Regions from separate parts of the Homo sapiens genome. Here region 2 is linked to region 1. A link is a loop called in an ENCODE intact Hi-C map of the cell type or tissue named here. Cell type or tissue: Calu3. All regions are shown on one strand. Links, peaks and the distances in the headings refer to the core of each region. The heading gives the core; the rest is flanking DNA. Region 1 has its middle 150 kb from the start of CEP126. Region 2 has its middle 100 kb from the start of CEP126.

Evidence for each region. Hi-C counts contacts between places; a loop is a spot of excess contacts. Peaks named below come from ENCODE experiments on the same cell type or tissue, not always from the same donor. Only the 100,000 strongest peaks of a DNase experiment are listed, where the experiment ranks them.
Region 2: it touches region 1 in a loop (2.4-fold over the local background); 2 of 110 quality-filtered maps call a loop at or near these places.

The regions. Positions count from the first base shown.
Region 1 is chr11:101,760,006-101,762,933 of GRCh38, reverse strand. No RefSeq gene overlaps it. Among named protein-coding and RNA genes, the nearest start is that of CEP126, 150 kb to the left of the region's middle. In Calu3, for the core only: no CTCF peak of the experiment used is centred there; a DNase peak (open chromatin) is centred at 1,433.
Region 2 is chr11:101,810,763-101,813,690 of GRCh38, reverse strand. No RefSeq gene overlaps it. Among named protein-coding and RNA genes, the nearest start is that of CEP126, 100 kb to the left of the region's middle. In Calu3, for the core only: no CTCF peak of the experiment used is centred there; no DNase peak of the experiment used is centred there.

The sequences.
Region 1 (2,928 bases), core at 97-2,596:
TGGATAAAGAAAATGTGGTACATATACAGCATGGACTACTGTGCAGCCACAATAAAGAATGAGATCATGTCCTTTGCAGGGACACGGATGGAGCTGGAGGCCATTATCCTTAGCAAAGTAACACAGGAACAGAAAACTAAATACCACATGATCTCACTTATAAATGGGAGCTAAATGATGAGGCTACATGGACACACAGAGGGGAACAATAGACACTGGGGCCATTGAAGGGTGGAGAGTGGGAAGAGGGAAAAGGTCAGGGAAAATAATGAATACTAGGCTTAATACCTGGGTGATGAAATAATCGGTAAACAAACCTCTATGACACACATTCTATGTAACAAACCTACACATCCTGCAAATGTACCCCTGAATTAAAAAAAGAAAGTTTTAAACATGTAATAATTTGAAAATTTATTTTAAAATGAATAGATTTGAGTATTATTGTACTGGTATACTCATATACACTAAATGTATATATGACTATACACATTTGGTATGCCGTAAGATAAAGAAATTTGAAAGGTAAATGGAAAGTATTAGAAAATATTTATAATAGAGCCTAATATATAGAGACCTCACACAAATTCACATACACTCAACACAAATTAGCAATAGGGTTACAAAACTACTCAAAATCCCTAGAACAAAGTTTAGATGAGATAGTATGTCATGCTCTATCTTGTCAAAGGTAAAGAGGAAATCAAAATACTTAGTATTTGAGAGGGTTCATAGAAATTTTTACATACTCTTGGTTGGAGTTTAAAATGGATTAACTTTTCTTAAATGTATTTAGACAATTTTTAAAAAGTATATTCCTTTGACACAAAAGTTCCATGTCAAGAAATATAACTTGGAATAGATACATGCAATATGTAAAATGATCTTACAGCACTCTTGCTAAAATTGCTAGTCCTAGGCCTAGGTAGTCAGTGCTAACCTAGTTGTTCAAATTTTACTACCTGCACCTCGGGCCATTGGATGGATCTGGAGAAGCTTGCTACTAAGTTCAAGAGTCACTCCACACTATTTAGTCTCCAGTTGAATCTGACTCTAGTTAATTTCATTATCTCTAATCACTGTTTTAGGTTTCAGAAGTCCAAACTGTAGCTTTGCCGAGAGGAAAGTGGTGCATTTCATTAATAAACAAAAAGAATGGGGATAATTATTCTAAGGAAAATGTGTCAGATTTTTGGTTGAGAAATAAAACAGTTGCAAACTCAAAGTCTAAGTTGACAATTTAAAAAGGCCTATGCCTGGGCCGGGCACGATGGCTCACGCCTGTAATCCCAGCACTTTGGGAGGCCGAGGCGGGCAGATCTCGAGGTCAGGAGATCGAGACCATCCTGGCTAACACTGTGAAACCCCATCTCTACAACAAAATACGAGAAAAATGAGCTGGGTGTGGTGGCAGGTGCCTGTAGTCCCAGCTACTCAGGAGGCTGAGTCAGGAGAATGGCATGTACCCGGGAGGCAGAGCTTGCAGCGAGCTGAGATCGCGCCACTGCACTCTAGCCTGGGTAACAGAGTGAGACTCTGTCTCAAAAAAAAAAAAAAAAAAAAAAAGAAAGGCCTATGCCTGGAATTGTCCATCTCCAGGAATCAACTTTGTTTAGGGACTAAAGAGGAGTAAGATTGATTTGAAAAACCTATTTTAGTTTGATTATCAAAACAGTAAGAGCAGAATCATGGAAACAAAATGAAGGAAGACTATATGGCAGATGTTGGTGCCCACTCTTGTCTTCTAAATACTCGCTATTCCTCTATATTTCTGCAGCCTCCTACTGCAGACCCCTGCCATGCTATCTCTGAGGTCTTCTTTTCTGGTCACGTCCTGCTATAGACTGAAGGTTTATGTTCCTCAAATCCATGGTATCTAGAGGTGGAGTCTGGTTCGTGATTAGGTCATGACAGTAGAGCCCTCATGAATAGAATGAGTGTCCTTACAATAATCACCTCCTTATAAAAGAGACCTCAGGGAGCTCTCTTGCTGCTTCTGCCATGTGAGGCTGGGAAGACCACCGTCTATGGACCAGGAAGTGGGCTCTCCCTCACCAGACACTGAATCTACTGGTGACTTGATCTTGGGCTTCTTAGCCTCCAGAACTGTGAGAAATAAATTTCTATTGACTGTAAGTCACCCAGTTTATGGTATTTTGTTATAGCAGCCCAAGTGGACCAAGACACATGCTTAGCCTTTGCCCAGAAAAAGGTGGAATTACCCAGGAAATAACACCCGGGGGCAGTCTTCAGGCAAGGACAGACAAGAGCTGGTGGCTAAACCACCAGCTTCCTTCCCCCTAAAATAACTGTGAGACATACATAGACCTAATGATTTCCTCAGTGGGATGGAGCCCACATCAGTAACTTCCTTGTTAACACACACTATTGGTGTCATTTCTTTGCTAGTCTCACTTCTCCACTCCCTTATTAGTGCTTCCTGGGATCACTTCCAAAATAAAAAGTTTTCACTCAAATCCTTATATCCAGTTTTATTTCAGGAGTAGCTCAATGGAAGACAATAGTTCTAAGGTATATTCCAAAGCAGAGCCTCAGGATGGGATTGTGGAATTGAAACAGTCACTGTCCAAATAGCAATAAGTACCTCATTGCTGGCAGTAAATGTGAGGTGGGGGAACACCTGGAATACTGTAACATCAATATTGCTAAAGCTCCCACTTGTGGAAAAATTGGGAATGAACACAGTAGACAGTAATGCACTGGCTTACTTATGCAATATCTCTAGAGCTTGGAAGAGACTGGAACAACAGTATTTATAACGACTGTGGGGTAACTCTCAACCGATGATGGACAGGAGTTGGAGGATAAATTCTCACCTTCCTCATTCTTCAGTGGGACATCCACCCAAAGCACCCATTAGATTGAGCCCCAGATGCCCACAGAGCCTATCTGCTCATAATTGAACCA
Region 2 (2,928 bases), core at 212-2,711, 51 kb before region 1:
ACCCCATAGATAGTTTTCAACCCTTGTTCCCTTCCCTTCCTCCCCACTTTTGGAGTCCCCAGTGTCAATTGTTTCCATTTTTGTGTCCAAGTGTATTCAATGTTTAGCTCCCTCTTGTAAGTGGGAACATGCAGTATTTGATTTTTCTGTTTCTGTGTTAATTCACTTAGGATAAGTGAATTTCTATGTTAACTCACTCCGGTTGTATCCATGTTGCTGAAAAGAACATGATTTTGTTCTTTTTTATGGTTGCGTAGTATGAACTAGTGTTTGACTAAATGTATGGGTGCCTCATGAACCAGTCAAGTTGACGCAAAAGCTTAACCATAACAGATATCTTTTGGTATTTCAGTAGATGTAGGAATGTGTTTTTTACAGCTGACAACATCCATGGCATTATGAAAAGTATCATTTTGATTTCTTAATGTAAAACTACCTTCTCTCTGGAGGTTTAGTAATCAGAATATTCCTAACATGTAAACCTTTTACAGTCAGCCCAGCATTTGAGTCCCACCATCAACTTGAAATCAGGTATTGGTGCTGTTGTTAGTAGTAAATATCTGAAGGTTGACAGGGTCTGGGAAGCTTGTGTATAAAAACTTCCCAGCAAGTTTTTCACCACATTTATATCTTAAATGTATTATGTCAGTGTTTATTGGTGGTGTGGGAAGCTACTTCATAGGATGTATTACAATTATTAGACTAAAACGAGATAGGCATTGTTATTTCTTCTGAAAGATAAGGACTAAGACGAACATTTTTATTCTTGGTGATTTTGAGATGCAACCATTTCTATTAAATGTTATGAATACGTAAACAAACATGTTGTTTGAAGATGATAACACAACAGTTAGACAGTTGTCATGAGGTTGCATGTAAATTGTTGAGAAAACTTCCCAGTGTACAGCAGGAGATCAATAAATTCTTCTCACATTCCTCCTTCTTTCCTTCTGGTACAGAAACCACACCTTCTATGACTCTGCTGTTATATATTTTAAATACTCTGTGAAAACTTGTTTGTTTTTTGATTGTTGAAACTATGACCACAGAAGGATTTTGCATTTTAAGTGGCTTAAATAGGAATCAGAAAAGCCTAAAATCTTGCAGAGTCTAAAGTAAAATAATTGTAAATCTAGTTCTGGCAACCTAGATGGTTAGATATTTGGGTAACTATTTAGCATGTGTGGCTTTTGCCAAAAACAGATTGCATAAGGTCATGGGATTTATGCAGTTATATTTTCACTTTAGGGGCTGTGGGAATAAAAATAATTCCCCAACTCCTCCATTTTAAATATATTCTTATAATCTTTTCATATTTTCTCCTGAGAAAACTCAGCTAATCCATATATCCTAAAGACACATGTATACAAACATACACATGTAGGCTAAATATTAAACTATACATTGAATATATAAAAATTACATATATAAACAGTATAAAATCTATATACCTAAACTAAATAGATAATATAAAAGTAAATATATTGATGTCTATATTTATATTTTTACTTATATCTATTAGAACCATGTCTTGATTTCTTCCTAGGGGTTAGAAAGCTGTCCTAGGGATATAAGATGAAGAAAAAATACACTGTCTCCCTTCATGAACTTCATATTTTATTTGGTGAAAAGATAAATAATTCATGTAGTGTTTATGCCTGATATAATAGAAATCTAACACAAAGTAATAATAGTAGAGGAGAGCATATGGGGTGGTTGGACAAGGCTTTCTAGGACAGGTGACAATTGACTTTTATGATAATTAGTAATTCCTCAAGAGGAAAAAGGCTGGGAGGGATAAAAAGGATGGCCTGCCGAAAGTCACAGTAGCATAACAGCACACAACTTGTCTTCAATAGGAGGTGCATGAGTGTGGGTGGAACCCAGTAGGTTGGATTGAGAGGATTCGTTGTGTAACAGCAGAAGAAGAACCTGAAAATGAGTTGAAAGATTGCTGTATTAGTCCATTCTCATACCGCTATAAAGAACTGCCTGAGACTGGGTAAATTATAAAGGAAAGAGGTTTAATTTACTCACAGTTCTGCAGGGCTGGGGAAGCCTCAGGAAACTTACAATAATGGTAGAAGGGGAAGCAAACACGTCCTTCTTCACATGGTGGCAGGAAGGAGAAGAATGAGAACTGAGTGAAGGAGGAAGCCCCATATAAAACCATCAGATCTTATGAGAACTTACTATCACCAGAATAGCACTGGGGAAACTGCCCCCATGATTTAGTTACCTCCCATCGGGCACCTCCCATGACACATGGGGATTATGGGAACTACAATTCAAGATGTGATTTGGGTGGGGACACAGCCAGACCATATTAGCAACCTACACAGAACAAAGGAAGTTTGAAACTATATTCCAGAGACCAATGTGCTATAGGGAATATGCATGAGAAATTATCCTTTTTCTTTTGGAAATTGAAAGAGATAAAACAAGCAGACCAAATTAAAGTTAAGACAGATTGTAGTGAGACGTCTAAACCAGCTCTTCCCAAATGCTAGTGTATACACAACGGGCCTGAGGAACTTGAAACAAGTCAGATTCTGACTCAGTATATCTGGGATGGGTCCAAAACTCTGCATTCCTAACAAGCTTCCAGGTAATGCCTAGTTGTTGGTCTGCAGACCACCCTTTGAGTAGCAAGGGGCCACAGCCTGAAAGGACCAGGAGAGAAGCCAGTCTGGTAGGAAGCAGAGGAACAGAGGCAGACAGGGCATGTTTGAAGAAAAATTGGTTTGGAAAAAATTATTAAAATATCCTGGTGGAAGCAAATTCACATAACCAATGACTCAATAATTTTGCTTGTTATGAAATAACATGATGAGAATCAGAAAATTTATTTCCCAAAATACATGAGTGTTCTGTGAGACAGGGTAATGTTTATATGTTATACTTCCCCAAAAGACAAACTGTTACTAA